3 separate regions of the Homo sapiens genome follow, and all the other regions are linked to region 1. A link is a loop called in an ENCODE intact Hi-C map of the cell type or tissue named here. Cell type or tissue: mammary epithelial cell. All regions are shown on one strand.

Region 1 (4,000 bases):
GGGAGCTATCCCATTTTAGTCATGATTTTTTTATTCCTGGGGCTGTATAGGGAGGCTGGGATAGTAATCTCTGCATGCCATTGTTGTAACAAGTCTCGGCCCCATAAATTGATTGGAATGAAGTGATCACAGGCTGAACCGTACTTTCTTGATTATCAGATCCTGGACAATGTAAAATCATGGCACTTTGATACACTTCTGAGGCAGTACCTATGCCGATGACAGAAACATCAGCCTGGGTATCCACTAATCCTTCAAACTCTTTCCCTGAATAGTGACTGTACACACGGGTCTATCCTCTGAGACCTGATTAGCCCAATAAGCAGCTTTTCCTGCAGGGTTGGTACTTCCAAACCCTCCTGTTCTTTCCTTTTTGTTTTCCCCAATTTTAACATAAGGCAAAAGCAGTAATTGAGCAATTCTATCACCTGGATTGGCACTCCGGGGAACAGTGGAGCTGATCACTAACTGAATTCCCCCTTTATAATCTGAATAAATTACCCCAGTATGAATTTGGACTCCCTTCAAATTTAGACTTGATCTCCCTCAAAGGCCTACCCTCCCTTCTGGCAGCGGGCCATATACCCCTCTAGGAATCTTTTGTGGGGGCTTTCCAGGGAGTAAAAAGACCATTTGGGTGGAACATAAATCTACTGCGGTGCTGCCTGCTGTGGCGCGGGACAGCTGTTGGATTGTTGTAATTGGCTGACTCCCTGAAGTGGTGGTATTTTCTGTAGGGGTTGTTGTCCTTGAAAACCCTGAGGAACAAACAGTTTAACTGGGAATGCCCCAGTTTGTTGGGGGGCCTGAGGCTGGCCCCTCTTCCTGTTTCCAGACAATGGTTGCCCATCTTTATCAAATTTAGAATGACATTGATTGGCCCAATGTTTTGCTTTTCCACATTTTGGACACAGGCCAGATGGCTTTTTATTTTTTGCTGTTAATAGCTTGATTTATTATATTCTGTTTATTTAAGCCTGGGCAACTCCTTTTCAGATGACCGATTTGACCACAATTATAACATTTTTTCCCAAATGTTCTAACTTGTCCTCCTAGAGTGAGCCCCCTCATTGCTTGAGCCATTAGCATTGCCTTATGCATAGCTCCTCCAATCCCATCACAAGCCTTCACATATTCTGTAATTACATCAACTCCTGCTGGAACTTTTCCTTTTAATGGCTTTATGGCCGACTGACATTCTGGATTTGCATTTTCATAGGCCATTAATTCTACAATAACTTTTCGGGCATTGTCATCTGTAATAGACTTTTGAGCAGCATCTTGTAATCTTGCCACAAAGTCAGGATATGGCTCTTTAGAGCCTTGTCTAATTGAATTAATAGGGAAAGCTGTTCCTGGGTCCTGAATTTTTCCCCAGGCCCTGAGGCAAATAGCCCTTACTTGTTCAATAGCCTCATTCTGCATCACTGATTGTTGGTTAATGGTGCTCCAATTTGGACCTGTTCCTAACAATTGGTCTGCGTCTATATTAACAGTGGGCTTAGTAGCCTGATTTTTTCGTACCTGTTCTTGTACTCCATCAATCCACCAGGTTTTAAACTGTAGATACTGAGAGGATGAAAGGGAAGATTTGGCCAAAATTTCCCAGTCATAAGGAGTAAGTCTATTTCCATGAGCAATGGAATCTAATAATGTTCTTATATAAGGGGAGTTGGATCCATATTGTTTAACTCCTTCCTTTATATCTTTTAACATTTTCATGGTGAAAGGTTCACATCTAGTCTCAGCTCGGGCAGGCGCTCCTACTTGAGTCTCTTCCCCGGCCTGTACCAGTTGTAAAATTACCAGGAACCGCCATGCCTCAAGATCGCCCTGTTTTCTGGCTTCATCAATGACTGCATGCAGTGCACCACCCTGTCCACTACGTGATGCTGTAGGATTAAGTCTCACAGTGGGCGGCTGAGGATACAGCGCCGCGTCCTGTGTTGCTGGTGAATTAGACGCCATCGCTGTGGGTTGCTGGTATGGTGCCGTGCTATTTGGCACAGGACACACCGCTTGAGGTCTGTATTGAACCTCTGAAGGAGGCCGATACTGAAGCTCGGTTGGCAGCCGGTATTGATAAACTACCAGCGGTTGGGTCTTATTTTCTACCGGCTGATATTGTGGATACTGTATCTGAGTTGGCATTGCCGGGATAGAGACTCTGTCCCTTTCTACTTGATTTTCTCTTGGGGTTTGTGCTTGTCTAACCTGCGTTTGAGGTTGTAATGTTACAGGCATCTGAACCACGGGAGGAGGAGTTGATGGCGATCGTGGTTTAGGCTCTGATGGCCCCAATGATTCTGGACCTCCTTCCCCCAATTTTGATGATTCAGGGTATATTATCTCCTGTAATTGACTGTAGTCAACATTTTGCGTTGACTGAGCCATTACAGACTCTGCTACATATTTACAATGTGAACTTTCCGTTCCTTGCTGGGATTCTGTCCCTGCCTCTTCTTCACAATCTGTTACACAGCTTTTAGGGGCATCAGAAACTGAAACAATATCTTCTCCTGTTTGAAATGGTTCTAAAGTTGCTTTAATAATGGCCCAATCATTCCATACTGTAAGTGGGATGATTTTACCTTCCCTATTTGCTTGTTTTAATTCTTTGCCAATTTTTTCCCAATCTTTTAGATCTAAAGTTCCCTGTTCTGGAAACCATGGGCAGAATTGTTCTATTGTTTGAAATAGCGTAATTAGATTTTCTGTAGAAGCTCTAACTCCCCCTCTTCTTAAAAGAATTTTAATAAAGCTGAGATAAGAGGCATATTTACTTTCAGTTTGCCCCATCGTTACCCTGGGTTCCTCTAAGCACACAAGCTTACCGCAAGGCTGACCGTGGACGTACTTGGGACTCTCTCGTCAACTTGTCCTCAATGACCACACTGTAGAGTACCTTCACCCTAGAGAAAGGCACCCACATTGGGCATCAGATGAAGGGGGCCAGCCCCTCCACACCTGTGGGTATTTCTCGTCAGGAGGGATGAGAGACTGAGGAAAGAAATAAGACACAGAGACAAAGTATAGAGAAAGAACAATGGGCCCAGGGGACCAGCGCTCAGCGTACGGAGGATGTGCACCGGCCATGGTCTCTGAGTTCCCTTGGTATCTACAGATTACTATTTTCACTATCTCAGCAAGGGGAATGCGGTGGGAGAACAGGGCGATAGTGGGGAGAAGGTCAGCAGGAAAACATGTGAACAAAGGAATCTGTGTCACAAGTTCAAGGGGAGGTTCTGTGCCCAGATGTGCACATAGGCCAGATTTATGCTTCTCTCCACCCAAACATCTCAGTGTAGCAAAGAGTAACAGAGCAGCATTGCCGCTAGCATATCTCACCTCCAGCCACAGGGTGGTTTTCTTCTCTCAGAATAGAAGGAATGTACTATCGGGTTTTACACCAAGACATTCCATTCCCAAGGACATGCAGGAGACGGAGGCCTTCCTCTTATCTCAACTGCAAGAGGCCTTCCCCTTTTACTAATCCTCCTCAGCACAGACCCTTTACGGGTGTCGGGCTGGGGGACGGTCAGGTCTTTCCCTTCCCACGAGGCCGTATCTCAGGCTGTCTCAGTGGGGGGAAGCCTTGGACAATACCCAGGCTTTCTCGGGCAGAGGTCCCTGTGGCTTTCCGCAGTGCATCGTGCCCCTGATTAATGGAGAATGGAGAATGGCGATGACTTTTACCAAGCATACTGCCTGTAAACACATTGTTAACAAGGCACATCCTGTACAGCCCTTGATCCCTTAAACCTTGATTCCATACAGCACATGTTTCTTTGAGCACAGGGTTGGGGCTACAGTTACAGGTTAACAGCAGGTCAAGGCAAAATAATTTTTCTTAGTACAGCTCAAAATGGAGTTTATGTCTTCCTTTTCTACATAGACACAGTAACAGTGTGATCTCTCTTTCTTTTCCCTACACAAACAGCCGCGTGGCCCAGCCAGGTCCATCCCCTTGGCAAAGTCCCGCTGGGTCCCGGGTGCTGGG
Region 2 (4,000 bases), 150 kb after region 1:
AAAGGCCAAGCGCCCTGCCAAGCGGTGTCCTGGATTGGGGTGGGCGTGGGGGTTCGCCTCAGGTCCAGGCTCCGGGATGTCGTGCAGGACAGGGCGCGGCTGCGGCGGGGGCACTGGCTGGAAGCCGGAACTCCCGGCCTCGAGGGCGAAAAGTGTGGCCAGAGCAGTGTGCTGGGGGGGCCGTGGCCCCGTTGCCAGGCCGGCGCCTCCCTGGACATCATTTGCAACGGAAGCCGCTTCCTGCCCATGTTGCCACAGTGTCCAGATGGCCTCGAGGAGCCTGGTTCAGAGGGTCTGCCCTGTGCCCTTGCCCCTCCTCTGCTGCCCAGGAATGGGTTGGGAGGGCAAAGAGGAGGAGAGGCTGGGGCGCCCAGCATGGAGACCCGAGTCCTTCCTGCTGGAGCCGGGCTGCAGCGCAGGGCAGGGGCCAGATGGGGCTGTTCTGCTGTCTGCACTGCCGCCTTGATGTTCCATGCCCTAAGCTCGTTTTATTTATTTTCTATTTTTATTTTTTAAAACAGGATCTCACTCTGTTGCCCAGGCTGGAGTGCAGTGGTTCGATCACAGCTCATTGAAGCCTCCAACTGGGCTTGAGGGATCCTCCCACCTCAGCCTCCTGTGTATTGGGGACCACAGGTATGCGCCACCATGCCCAGCTAATTCTTTATTATTTTATTTTTGTGGAGACTGGGTCTCGCTATGTTGCCCAGGCTGGTCTTAAACTCCTGGCTCAAGTGATCTGCCCACCTCAGCCTCTCAAAATGTTAGGATTACAGGTGTGAGCCACCTTGCCTGTGCTTGGCTGTTCCCAAGCTTATCTCAAAAGCCAGGGAACAGGCCCTGAGTGGATGGAACTCGGTGTCACTGGGCTAGCCACAGCCCTCAGAGGACCCTATCTCTGTGCCCCCTCCTAACCTGGGCTCTTGGCCCACACCCACCCAGGCTGCCTGTCAGGGTCTACTCCCTCTCCAGCCCTCAGAGCTGCCCTATGGGGAGGGTTGGGGGTCCCAGGAAACCTGGCCGAAATGGCCATGGGCCCTGGCATGGGCACTACCCTTCATGTCCTCCCAGGGCCTGGGCTGTGGCCTGAGGTGTGAGTGCTCCTTTGCCTCAGGAGGGGAAGAGGTGCGTGGTGGCCTTCGGTCAGGGCCCATGGGGCTCCAAGGGTGGTCTTGGGCCTCCCAGGTTCCCCTAGACTCACAGCCAGGAGGACGGGTCTGCGGGGGGCTGTGTGAGGGATGCGGTGGCCTGCAGAGTGCCCCACCCTGTCCAGGGCCAGGGTGGCGAGTGGACACATGCCCCGAGTGCCGGGCAGCCTCCCCTGCCTTCCCACCCTGTGGGGCACCCCCGAGGGGACAGAGAACAGATGAGGGCTGGGTCCTGGGAACAGGGTGTGGGGGAAGGGCAGAGTGCTGGGGATGCTGAGCCCATGACCTCCCTGTCCCTGGGGCCTTCCCATGTCAGAGGTGAGGCTCAGAGAGGTAAGGGCTCACCTTTTGTCTGCCCCGTCCCCAGCATGGCTAAGCCGCTCCCAGGGTGCGGGCCATAGCAGGCCATTTGTCTCCCTCCTGGGTGAGGCTCTGGACACGGCTTTTCACATTTTTTATTTAGGAATCAGAGAGAGATAAGAATGTCACCTCTCATGGACAATGTGGCCCCAGTAAATGACTGTCAGCCAGGGTGTCCAGGGCTCCAAGGCCCCAGGAGGTGGCCATGCTGGGGCTGCCAGGCCCCTGGCTCCAGGGTTGCCGGGGCTGAACTGAACGTGCCCACCCCTGCCCAGGCCCAGGCTCCTCCCTGTGAGGAGCCCACCGGCTTGGCCAGTCCACCTTCTTGGCACTTCCTGCCCACCTGTCCCTTCTAGTCGGAGCCTGGGGAGACAGTGGAGCCTGGGGAGACAGTGTGGCGAGTGCCTGATGGTCGGTGCCAAGGTCATCTCCCAGGTCCTTGCTGGGGCCAAGAGCCAGGACTCCTTACCCGTCCCCTTAGCTGCCCTGTGCCTGCCCAGCACCTGCTGGGACTAGGCTGCCTATTGGAGCAGGAAACACGGTGCTGGGCTGTGAGCTCCCAGGGCCTGTCTGTGTGTCCCAGTATCAGGCTCCTGGGTTGAGAGAGAGATGGGGGGTGGGTGGGGAGCAGGTGAGGAGCGGCAGGCCCCCTGGAATCCCTCCATGGCCACCCCTTGGTCTCCGGGACTTGTGTGCGGCAGGTACGGGCTGGAGCTGTGGTGCAGTTCCCAGTTTCACCACCAGATGGCACTACGCCCCTGCAGACGCAGTGCCCAGAGCAGGCCAAGTGGTTTGGGAGCTGCAGCTGGAGCATCCAGCAGGGGAAGCTCTGGGAGGTCAGGGGCAGTGCTGGGGGAGCCACCTCCCCACTTGGATCCGAAGTTCTCATGGAGGCCTAGGGCAGGGGCTGACCAGGTAGCCAGAAGTTCCCTTGCTGAGTCTAGGGTGTCTGTCCCACATTTCACATGGAGACGAATCATCCCAGACACCCCGGCACTGTCCCGGGGCAGTTTGCCACCCCTCCCAAGGGGCAGGGCTCCTGTCTTGGGGTCTTCCCAAGCATAGTAGCCTTCGGGCAGCCCCGGCCTGGCCCCAGGTTGTCCCACTTGTCAGTGGGCAGCTGGGGCTGGGGGAGGGGTCCCAGCTCCTGTCCAAGGTCATGACTGCCCCTGACCAGGGTGTGGCAGCCGCTGTGGCCTGGGTCAGTGAGGCCGTGGATGGAGGGTGGCCCGGGTGTAGGCGCTGCTCTCAGCTAAGAGAGACCTCATTTGGAGGAAGAACCAGGAACCAGAGGGATGGCCGGGTTCCCAGCGAGCAGGAGGCCAGCTTAGGGTCAGCAGGGGCACCCTGCAGGGACTCCAAGAGGCAAACCAAACCACATGAAGAGTCATCTGAGAGGGAATGACGGAGGCTGGGGAGGTGGAGCCCCCACCTCCAACTGCTGCCTCGGCCCCCACAGCAGGGGAGGGTGGGAGGCTGGTCCTGGCTCTGCCCTGGGAGATGCCACCTGGGCCTTGGTCTGGGGAGGAGGGCTGGCCGGGAGGCTGGATACGGCCACTGCTCTGGAGTGACCACACCATTTCCACCCTGCTTGCCTCATTCTTCTCATGGGGGCCTCAAGGGGACACACCAGAGGTTTACTGGGGACAGGGCAGGGGAGGGATCTCAGCGCTGGCCTTCTGGGGCCCTGCGTCCACTCTGCCCCTTTCTGACCTGGGCTGGGGCCTCTGCTCTCCTCCGGGCCTGGAGACAGAGCCCTTTTGGAGGCCCTCAGGCCCGACAAGCCTGTTCCTTGGAGCCAGGCTGTGGGCTGGGTGTATTCTGGTGGGATGGGGGATCTGGGGCATGGGGTGGGAGTGGGGCTGGGAGTAGGTTGAGGTTGGTGCCTCAGGCTCTGTGGAATGGGACTGGGATGGCTGCAGACCCTGGGCTTTGGGGTCTGAGCCCAGCCCTGTCCCCAGGCAGGCTGCCCCCTGCAGCCCTGGATTCCCATGTTGGTTGGAGTTGCGATGAGAGGTTCTGGGGCCTCCTTTGCTTCTGTCCAGGACACACAGCTGAGAAGTCACGGTCTGCTGCCTGACTGTGGGGGTTTCAAGCCCCACTGGAGCATCCAGGCAGGCCCTTGGGCGGCAGGGCCTCGTGGGGGCAGGAGGGGACCCTGGGAAGTCGGGAACCAGGCCAGGGAGGGAGAGAAGGCAGGAGCACAGTTGTGGGTGTAGGCACCCACCCCGTCCCGAACGATGTTCCTCCCGGCCCACCCCACTCCAGTCCTCTGGGCCGGCTGCCAGAGGGTGCTGCTTGAGGCCACTTGCTTCCTCAGAAGAAGGTCTCACCTTCAGAGCCAGCCTTTGAGCTCCTGGTGACCTCAGCCTGTTGCCCTTGACCCTGAGTTTGCCTAGATCAAGTGGGAGGCCACTCTTTGGGCCTCAGTTCTCCCGTTCCCAGGGAGCAGGTCCTCTGTCCCCTGACAGCACCCCTCCTCGCTGTGCAGC
Region 3 (4,000 bases), 420 kb before region 1:
CAGCCAAGAGTCGGTGCCCAAGGCAACAAAGACAGGAGGAGACTCGTAGGAGGAGGGGGTGGTGTTGGGGAGCTGGAGATGGAGGGCGAGGCTGGAGGGCAGTCCTTCAAATGCAGAGAAGCCCCCGGGCCCCACTGGCAGATGGGAGCAGTTAGGGGTAAATGCCTGGTGCCAGTGTCCTTATAGCCACTGCCCATTTGTTCCCAGCTCGGCCATCCTGATTTACCTGAGCTGTAAGTACCAGACGCCGGACCACTGGTATCCATCTGACCTGCAGGCTCGTGCCCGTGTTCATGAGTACCTGGGCTGGCATGCCGACTGCATCCGTGGCACCTTTGGTATACCCCTGTGGGTCCAGGTGAGGAGAGCCATCTGGAGAGTGATTGGCCATCAGGGAGTAGTTGGCAGTAGGCCGGGGCCATAGACTGACCCACTCTCTGCCCCCATCAGGTGTTGGGGCCACTCATTGGGGTCCAGGTGCCCGAGGAGAAGGTGGAACGCAACAGGACTGCCATGGACCAGGCCCTGCAATGGCTGGAGGACAAGTTCCTGGGGGACAGGCCCTTCCTCGCTGGCCAGCAGGTGACACTGGCTGATCTCATGGCCCTGGAGGAGCTGATGCAGGTGTGAGCTCAGCCTGTGGGCAGTGTCCCTCTTCGTGTCACACCCATGAGGCAGACAGAAACACTGAGGCCTGGAGAAAGCCAGAACTTTGCCCAGAATCATAGAGCAAGTCTCTGGATGATCTGGGGCCAGAACCCTGAACTTCTGCCTCCTGCCTGGGTGTGGGGTCTCACCCTGGCTGCTCTTGGGCTCTAAGGCTGAACATACTGCCTGGGCCCCTGTGGTCCATTCACTTAGGGGCTGGGGAATGGACCATGTCTCTGATACTTCTGCCCATGGTTCCAGCATTCGGGTCGGCAGTGACAACTGGGAAAGTTGTATGCCCACAACTTTTTCATCCTTGTCCCTACAGCCGGTGGCTCTCGGCTATGAACTGTTTGAGGGACGGCCACGACTGGCAGCATGGCGTGGACGAGTGGAGGCTTTCCTGGGTGCTGAGCTATGCCAGGAGGCCCACAGCATCATCTTGAGCATCCTGGAACAGGCGGCCAAGAAAACCCTCCCAACACCCTCACCAGAGGCCTATCAGGCTATGCTGCTTCGAATCGCCAGGATCCCCTGAAGGGTCTGGGATGGGGGCCAGGAGATTAGCAACAAGGATTCATTCTGTTACTTACTTGCCCCTTTTTATCTTTCCCTCTTGCCCCAGTCCCTTCTCTCCAGCTTCATGTGAAGCTCTGCACAGACAAGACACTCAGTGTCCTTGGCAGTGCTGCTACTCCTCAGGTGCAGCATACATAACCAGTAAGAGACTAAATCTGCAATATATAAAGAGCTCCTACAAATCAGTAACATGAAGAACACTCAAAAATTGGCAAATGTCATCAGTGTTTTAAACAGAATAAAGATTCCAAACACTTTGAATAGAGAACCAAGAGTTATTGGTTTTACTACATTGTTGTGTTATACATATGGAGTAAAAGTATGTGCTAGTAATCCTCATCATGGTTAATAACAAAGTAACCTCACAATAACGAGTCAACATAATTGTATCACCAGGGCAACAAAATGTTAAGTAAGTAACCAATTCGAATTGCAAACTGTTAAAGGATATAGGCGATGTTTCACAGGGCATAGCAACGGTCTTTGAAGTCTAGGAAACTTAAAAGATTTCTTTTAACAAGCATTCATGTCTTCTAGGACAGTTTTGTAATAACTGCAAATAGTAAGATTATACATTGTCACACAGACCTCCATGTATATCCATGGGATGGACCCCACCACAATGATTTTAACGGAGAGAACTTGATATAAAGAATTGGTAACCAGGCATTAGAGAACTCCGAAGACAGAGAGAATCCAGATTAACACGGAGGTAAACACTGCAAGAAGCTACCACCCCTAGGGCTGGGGGATCAAGGGAGGAATTAGGAAGACCAAGATGCTGGAGGGGCCCTGAAGAATTCAAACCTCCAAGAAAGGTGTTGCTCATCCCCCCTAGTATCACCTTCCAAGAAGGGCAGGTTTCCCCAGTTTGCCCTGAGGTCTTCACAGGAGGTCATGTGGCTGTGGATGCAGTTCTCAAATGTGACAGTAGATGTCACTGCCGACCAATAAACAGGATGTTCCAGACACACTCTGGGCTACCTGCCCACATGTCTTGTGGCCTTACGGCCCCCCATTTCCCAAGCCTGCCCTGTGCCCATCATGTGCCACTCTATCGGGGGACCTGCCCCAATAATCACGTAGGTTCTTTCCTATTTTTCCTAACCGTCAGCCGGCTTGAGAAATAAAGGGAGAGAGTACAAAAGAGAGAAATTGTAAAGCTGGGCATCCGGGGGAGACGTCACACGTTGGTAGGATCCGTGATGCCCCACAAGCCACAAAAACCAGCAAGTTTTTATTAGGGATTTTCAAAAGGGGAGGGAGTGTGCGAACAGGTGTGAGTGACAGACATCAAGTACTTAAGAGGGTAATAGAATATCACAAGGCAAGTGGAGGCAGGGCAAGATCACAGGACCACAGGACCGAGGCAAAATTAAAATTGCTAATGAAGTTTCGGGCACCATTGTCATTGATAACATCTTATCAGGAGACAGGGTTTTGAGACCAACCGGTCTCACCAAAATTTATTAGGTGGGAATTTCCTCTTCCTAATAAGCCTGGGAGTGCTATGGGAGACTGGAGTATATTTCATCTCTGCAGTCTCGACCATAAGAGACAGGCCACGCCCAGGGGTGCTGTTTATAAGCTGATACCTCCTGGTGCGTATTCTCTTTCTCAGGGACGTTCCATGCTGAGAAAAAGAATTCAGCGATATTTCTCCTATTTGCTTTTGAAAGAAGAGAAATGTGGCTCTGTTCCGCCTGGCTCACCAGCAGTCAGAGTTTAAGGTTATCTCTCTTATTCCCTGAACAATTGCTGTTATCCTGTTCTTTTTTCAAGGTGCCCACATTTCATATTGCTCAAACACACATCCTGTACAATGTGTGCAGTTAATGCAATTATTACAGGGTCCTGAGGCCATATACATCCTCCTTGGTTGACAGGATTAAGAGATTAAAGTAAAGACAGGCATAGGAAATCACAACGGTATTGATTGGGGAAGTGATAAGTGTCCATGAAATCTTTACAATTTATGTTTAGAGATTGCAGTAAAGACAGGTATAAGAAATTATAAAAGTATTAATTTGGGGAACTAATAAATGTCCATAAAATCTTCACAATCCACGTTTTTCTGTCATGGCTTCAGCCGGTCCCTCTGTTTGGGGTCCCTGACTTCCCGCAACACCACTCCTAGCCGGAAGTATTCCAAGTAACCATTGCAACTGTCCTGCCTTAAGGGTGCCTGGTGGTGGCTTCTGTCTTAGGTCCCATTCTGGCTCTCTCTTCCAGTGATTTCTCATATTTTGAGGGACACTCTGGCCTGCTTTCCTGGGCCTTTTCCATTACCACCCCCTCTCCCCATCAGGCACTGGGGATGGCGGCCACAGCCTGTGCCTTCTTGATCCATGCTGGCTGCCTTGGGATTGTTCCTTATTGGATGGTTTTGCTTTCAACAGACACTCCAATAAAGTACACGAAATAAAGAATAAAGTTAAACAGTCAGTCCTAGTGCTGTGTAGGTGGCAGTAAGTCTGGGAGAGCGACCTCAGCTGAACTAACCATGCTGTGCATCATTGTCAAGCGGGACCAGCAGGATCCTCAGGTCACCTGGCAGCAGGGGCAGGGAAGGGTCCCTAGAAGTGATCTTGAGTTGCACTTAGTGCTCTTGGCAGAGGGAAGGGCTCGGGCTAGCGCTGGAGGCATGAAGATGGGGTGTGTTCAGGGCTCTTCCGCAGTCCAGGCATGGGAAGGGGACGCTGAGGGCCAAAGGCTGAGGTGACACTGGGAAAGGAACTATAGGAAGGTAAGGACTGGCTTTCGGCCATGTGAC

What was found. Hi-C counts contacts between places; a loop is a spot of excess contacts. Peaks named below come from ENCODE experiments on the same cell type or tissue, not always from the same donor. Only the 100,000 strongest peaks of a DNase experiment are listed, where the experiment ranks them.
Region 2: it touches region 1 in a loop (5-fold over the local background); 32 of 110 quality-filtered maps call a loop at or near these places.
Region 3: it touches region 1 in a loop (25-fold over the local background); 11 of 110 quality-filtered maps call a loop at or near these places.

The regions. Positions count from the first base shown.
Region 1 is chr22:23,537,673-23,541,672 of GRCh38, reverse strand. LOC124900476 (endogenous retrovirus group K member 5 Gag polyprotein-like) reads right to left here. Exons shown (of 2, transcript XM_047441690.1): 2 at 1-2,912. The coding sequence starts at 2,799. The coding sequence ends at 928. PCAT14 (prostate cancer associated transcript 14) reads right to left here and starts at 3,571. Exons shown (of 4, transcript NR_109832.1): 1 at 3,349-3,571; 2 at 2,835-2,912. RefSeq lists enhancers at 1,757-2,051, 1,777-2,071, 2,759-3,373 and a silencer at 3,257-3,551. In mammary epithelial cell, a CTCF peak has its summit at 1,900; a DNase peak (open chromatin) is centred at 1,893; H3K4me3 peaks cover 197 bases.
Region 2 is chr22:23,384,332-23,388,331 of GRCh38, reverse strand. No RefSeq gene overlaps it. Among named protein-coding and RNA genes, the nearest start is that of LINC01659, 47 kb to the left of the region's middle. RefSeq lists an enhancer at 1,299-2,281. In mammary epithelial cell, a CTCF peak has its summit at 2,251 (motif pointing right); no DNase peak of the experiment used is centred here.
Region 3 is chr22:23,954,909-23,958,908 of GRCh38, reverse strand. It overlaps GSTT2B (glutathione S-transferase theta 2B), which reads left to right. Exons shown (of 5, transcript NM_001080843.4): 3 at 208-358; 4 at 451-624; 5 at 977-1,495. The coding sequence ends at 1,186. Among named protein-coding and RNA genes, the nearest start is that of GSTT2B, 4.3 kb to the left of the region's middle. RefSeq lists enhancers at 1,810-2,417, 2,418-3,025, 3,026-3,633. In mammary epithelial cell, a CTCF peak has its summit at 2,162 (motif pointing right); a DNase peak (open chromatin) is centred at 2,188.